2 separate regions of the Homo sapiens genome follow, and region 1 is linked to region 2. The links are chromatin loops, found by intact Hi-C in ENCODE. Cell type or tissue: Caco-2. All regions are shown on one strand. Each heading gives the region's core, and the rest is flanking DNA. Links, peaks and the distances in the headings are about the cores only.

Region 1 (2,923 bases), core at 164-2,663, 74 kb before region 2:
CCAGTCTGGGTGACAGAGCGAGATGCTGTTTTAAAAAAAATCCCTATAGTGATATAAGGTAAATAAAGTGAATGCTTTCAGTTTTTAAAATTTAGTTTCTCCAACATTTTTTGACTTTTCTATTTGTCACTTTATTTTTACTCTTTTTTCTTAAAAATACCTGCCATGCAGGGTGAAACCCCGTCTCTACTAAAAATACAAAAAATTAGCCGGGCATGGTGGCGGGCGCCTGTAGTCCCAGCTACTCGGGAGGCCGAGGCAGGAGAATGGCGTGAACCAGGGAGGCGTAGCTTGCAGTGAGCCAAGATCGCGCCACTGCATTCCAGCCTGGGCGACAGAGCGAGACTCCCTCTCAAAAAAAAAAAAAAAAAAAAAAAAAAAAAAAAAAAAAAAAAAAAAATACCTGCCATGGTCATAAATTGTAAATCATCAGGGAGAGAAGATGTGAATTAAAGGCAGTAATAGTTGGTAATATTTTTGATACTTTTCAGAATAAGCTGAAAACTGAGGGAACAAAAGGAGAAAGGTAAAAAATAAAAGGTATTTAATAAACTGTAACAAGCAAGATATTTACGTCAATCAAATTACAGCTACACTTTAGGACAGCTTCAAATTTCATAACACTCCTCTAGATCATTTCCAGTGGCTTTTTCCCCCCACACCAGGTAACTGAGCAGAATTCTGATTGTACCAAGCACTTCTATGTACACATTGTAAGGTTGAAACAAGGGTATGATCCGCCAGATACGTGCGCATGTTGGGAGGCACGTGAGTGATTGGAAAGGGTGGGAGCAGAAAATTATGATTCCTGTCCCAATGCACAATCTCAGGAGTGGTTATTGCCTTAAAGACTTAATCAGTATCGTTCATGATATCCTTTTTTTTTTTTTTTTTTTTTTTTTTTTTTTTGAGACGATGTCTCGCTCTTGTCCCCCAGGCTGGAGTGCAAATAGCGCGAACTCGGCTCACTGCAACCTCCGCCTCCCGGGTTCAAGTGATTCTCCTGCCTCAGCCTCCCGAGTAGCTGGGATTACAGGCGCCTGCTACCATGCCCGACTAATTTTTGTATTTTTAGTAGAGACGGGGTGTCACCATGTTGGCCAGGCTGGTCTCGAACTCCTGATCTCAGATGATCCACCCGCCTTGGCCTCCCAAAGTGCTGGGATTACAGGCACGAGCCACCGCACCCGGCCCGTTCATGAGATTCTTTGTGCAAGTGTTTACTTTGGCTTTTACTTGTAAAACAACAATGATCCAGCAATAAAATACCTTACGTTGCCTATGCTCAGAAGAAGCCAGGACAAGATTTCTGTCACTCTCTAGGTTTCGTTTTTAAACTTCCTACAACCCTGTCTTGAGAGAAAATTAATTTACTGGGGCAGTGATAGGGGACATTCCAAAAGATTCAGAAAATATACAAATATACACATTGATTAAAAGACATCTATATTACCCTAAGATTTCTTTTTGCTTTTCTTCATTTTTGTTTCAATTTTGTCTCTTCTTTTCTTTCTTCTCTTCCTTTATTTTCTTTTCTGTACTTTTCTTTTTCTCTCTTTTTAATTTTTGTATTCTCTTTGATCTTCTAGATATGAAAGACTTGTAAACTGGAAAGGTGGCTTTTACCAATGATTGTCCACCCATTCAGACATGCCAAATAGCTTGCAGAAAGTTATGTACACAACCAGGTTAGAAAAGAGGGGAACCTGACAAGGTAAACCATGCTGGTAAGAAAAGTGAACTGGTATTCCATAGTTCACTTAAGATGTAGTTTTTAATTGAATAGTGGTACCATAATTTGGAAACTCCAAACACTCACCCGATGTTTAAGTGGTTGGTTTCTTTAGGAATAAAGAGCCTCCAATGGAAATAATTTAATGTGCCTGAGTCAGGTCGGCTTTTGGAAATAATTAACAAAAACAATCTAAAATCTGACCTGGAGGGTCCCGAAGAAAGATTAGTCATGCACAAATTGAGATAAGTAAGAACTACCTGTTTCTCTTGCAAGTACTCTTCAAATTGGGATTTTTGTCTAGTTTATGAAAATAATTACCTTTTTAAAAAAGACTCAGCTCCATTTTTGGCAACTGACATTTTGTAGATCACAAAATATAAATTCATGTTCTACCAAGTAAAACAAATCAAGTAAGTGAGAGATAATTTTCTCTTTTGCCACTTTTCTCCAAAATCAAATTTCTCAGTTCTGCAAAGCTTTAAAATTACACATTTTAAAAATAAAATACAACTGTACAAGAAAAAATGTGAATTATAAGAGCATTAAAGCAAATTTATAAAGGTTCATTTTACTTAGTATTAGAAACAGTTTTGCTTCAAGAAACTGGGATATTTTGCAGAGTTAAGTGGTCAGTAATCTGCCTAGTTTGAGAAAGCTGAATTAGCAATTCCTTCAGGAACAAATGGCTTACTCTTGTTATTTGAATGTTCTTTTTTGAAATATTTCATCAGCATCATACATACACCATTTCTTCATCATTTAATGATACCATGGTGTGTTTTAAGAACCCTTGTATCTATACTTTGTTGGCTCAGTAAATACGTTATTTTCTCTGAATCTACTGGATCATTACATAGCACATTTGTAGAGTTTATTTCACCCATACCTCAGTGCTAAATGTGATTATTCCTTGTTTCCAGGGAAATTTAGTATTGGAGAAGCACAGCAGGCGAAGCTAAACCTAGTGGTAAAATTAGATGGACACATAATTCTGAGTGTTTACTCAAAGGGTTCCAGTACTGCTTTATCAATGCAGGAAGAAAGATTTAATCTTCTCTGTATGATCAGCGTCTTTCACAATACCAGCCATACGTTTGATTCTTGAGAATGTTTGTTGGATAAACGAATAATATAAAAATTCAGTCATTATATGTTTTTTTCCATTCAGATATCAGTCTGGCATGCTAC
Region 2 (2,923 bases), core at 276-2,775:
AGCCTAGAAATAAAATGATAATTATTCTATGACTCATATACTTGCTTTTTATGTTATTGGCTTATTATGAGACTCAAATCAGGTAAGGTATATAAAACTGCTTTGAGAATGGTAAGAAGCTGTACAAATAAAAGTTCTAAGATATGGCTTATAAATTCTTTTCAACCCTCCGTTTTTCCTTTCACTCCTACAAAAGTTTGCTTTTGAAATGATTAAAATTTTTAAAAAATTAAAATATTTTATTCTAAGCCTGGCTATACTGTTTTAATTTGTAGGATTTTAATCGTTTACCATTGTATTTGTAGCAGCTAGACTGATAGGAGATTTGTGTTGTTGAGTCCATCCCCTTTCAGGTATCTCATCTAGGAATGCAGAAGCAGAAAGGTAGGGCAGACTGGCTGGATCCACTAGAATGGATTTCCTACTGAATCAATACTTGTCTCAAAACCATATTAAAGCGAGGAACAGTGGCATGCACCTATAATCCCAGCTACTTGGGAGGCTGAGGTGGGAGGATGGCTGCATCCCAGGAATTAAGGCCAGCCTGAGTAACATAGCAAGACCCTGTCTTGTAAAACAAACAAAACCAAAGCATTAAAACCAAAGTACTTTTAGTTTTCACTGAAACCTACATGATGTTCTTATTTCTATATAATGTTTTGTATATTAATATACATTAGAAAAATACACAGCATCTCCTTTTAAAAGTAAATTTGTTTTAATATTTTTAAAATTAATTTAAATAAAATGTTAAGGCATTTATAGTCAAGGAATATGACAAAAATTGTGAAAGTGCTGCTCAAGTAGCCAAACTTTGGGAAATCTAATTGGAATGTGGGTAAGCAAGATCCTCCTGTCGCGTAGCTGGGGGAGACTTTATAGATAACACGTTAGATGTTACCTAAGGTTTCTTGAATGCATGGTTCAGTTTAAGAAGTATGTTTAGTTATTACTCTTGGATGAAGAAAATATTAGTTTTAAGTGAGTGTTAATGGACTTTGCCCATGAACTGCATACATGGTCATATATTTTTACTGTTAAGAATTACTGATATGTCCCAGATGTAAAGATCATAGTTTTTATGTCCTTGAGAGCAAAGCCCAGTTGGTAAATGATAAGAAAGTTCATTATAAGTTCATTAGTCAATCTGAGTAAGTATTTGAGTAAGTATCAGGGCAGGTGTGTGTCCTTATTTGAAGATAAGATTACCAAAGAGTGGCAGTTTACACTGTCTGAGCAGGCACATAATCTACATGTATCCAACAAAAGCAGAAACCCTTTCTGTCAATAAAGTTAATTTGATAAGTTTAGGAGTCAAAATCTGGAAGTCCAAAAAGATGCATAGTGAGGAGAATCATCAAGCATGCATGAGGAAACCAACTGGGATGGCATTACAGGAAAATGATGTAGTTACTTGGAAGCAAGCCACCTTCGTGGTTTGCATTCTTTGGAAATATGTTCTATCTAATTGCTGAACTTTGCAAAAAAATGAGTGATTTGACTTGCTGATTCCAAGTTAATTACTTGGCCATTGAAAGTTTTTATAGAAGAGCATTCATGGAATTTGTGTGACCCAGAATGATCCCTGCCTGTGTTTTCTCACCTGCCTTTCTTCTTGCAAACCTTTCCTGATTTGTAAAACGTGTATAAGAAACTCAAATATTGGACTTTGGAGACTTGTCATAAAAAATTGTGTTGAGCTATTGCAGGATCTTGGAGAGACAGAGGTTATCTTGGGAAGGAGATCCAGGTCTAGTGTACTTGAAAAAACAATCGGTACTTGAGAATGAAAAAGAGGTAAAAAAAACAAAGGAAGCAAATATAATTGGCGGTAAGGTCACAAATCCAATAATAAGAGAAAGCCCATATATTAAAATTGAAATATTAGAGTCTATAGATGCATATTTCCCTAAATGTAACACATTCAAAGTTATTACATGGTGCTTATAATTATTTTGAATTAGATAACTCTTCTCTGCATCATTACCTGAATTGAATATAAAAGTTCTAGCAGTTTTATTAGAAGCACAGAAAGCCTTTTCCTGACTTCCTGTGCCATGACCTAGATTTTTTCAGTTATTTATTCATCATTCAGTATTTATTCAGCACCTCCCATGTACCATACATAGTCCGTACCTTTCTATGACTTGCAGTCTAAGAAAAAAGATAACCATTGCAAGTTTGATTATTATGGCGAAGGACTTTCTTGTTTGTGTATGGAAACATAACAAAGACACCTAATTTAGACAGGAAGTGGTAAAGGAAAACCACTTTAAGGAAGAAATATTATTTAAGTTCAGGCAAAAAAAAAAAAAAAAAAAAAGGGGGGGTCGCGGGGCAGGGGAAGAGTATCCCAGACAGCATATGTGAGAGCTGTGAAGCTAGAAATCTTGGCACATCAACAACTGACATGTCTGGAGTGTTGAGAATAGCGGTGAAAAGAGGAAATGGGGTGCGCAATACACGGACGGGGCCCAACACAGGTCTCCTAAGCCTTATGAAAAGTACAAGTAATATCATAAGTTAGATGAGGGGCCATTGAAGGATTTAATGTCACTGTCTCATGAAACAAAACTTTTTTCTTGGATATTCACATTCTCTCCACAGGTTTATTCACTTCTGCCCTCTCGTGTATCTAAAAATTAAACTTCCCTGGATGCTGTCACTCCTCTTTGTTACTGGCCCATCCATCATATTCTCTTTGTGCCCTAACTTCTAGCAAAAAGAGCTAATATTTATTGCATCTGTTTCTTCATGACCCGTTACAATCTATCCTCTGTTCTCATAATTAGATTGGAACTGCTGCTTCCAAAGGTGAGGTGTTCATGACTGAATCATCAGCGAACCCAGTAGTCACTCGCATTGTTGACCATTAGTTCCCTCAAGGCTCCCTTTTTGATGTTCATGGCACTACTCTTATTCA

What was found. Hi-C counts contacts between places; a loop is a spot of excess contacts. Peaks named below come from ENCODE experiments on the same cell type or tissue, not always from the same donor. Only the 100,000 strongest peaks of a DNase experiment are listed, where the experiment ranks them.
Region 1: it touches region 2 in a loop (10-fold over the local background); 2 of 110 quality-filtered maps call a loop at or near these places.

Annotation. Positions count from the first base shown.
Region 1 is chr9:21,579,460-21,582,382 of GRCh38, reverse strand. No RefSeq gene overlaps it. Among named protein-coding and RNA genes, the nearest start is that of MIR31HG, 21 kb to the right of the region's middle. In Caco-2, for the core only: no CTCF peak of the experiment used is centred there; a DNase peak (open chromatin) is centred at 1,172.
Region 2 is chr9:21,505,538-21,508,460 of GRCh38, reverse strand. All of the region lies in intron 1 of MIR31HG (MIR31 host gene), which reads left to right. Among named protein-coding and RNA genes, the nearest start is that of MIR31, 5.2 kb to the left of the region's middle. In Caco-2, for the core only: no CTCF peak of the experiment used is centred there; DNase peaks (open chromatin) are centred at 850 and 1,600.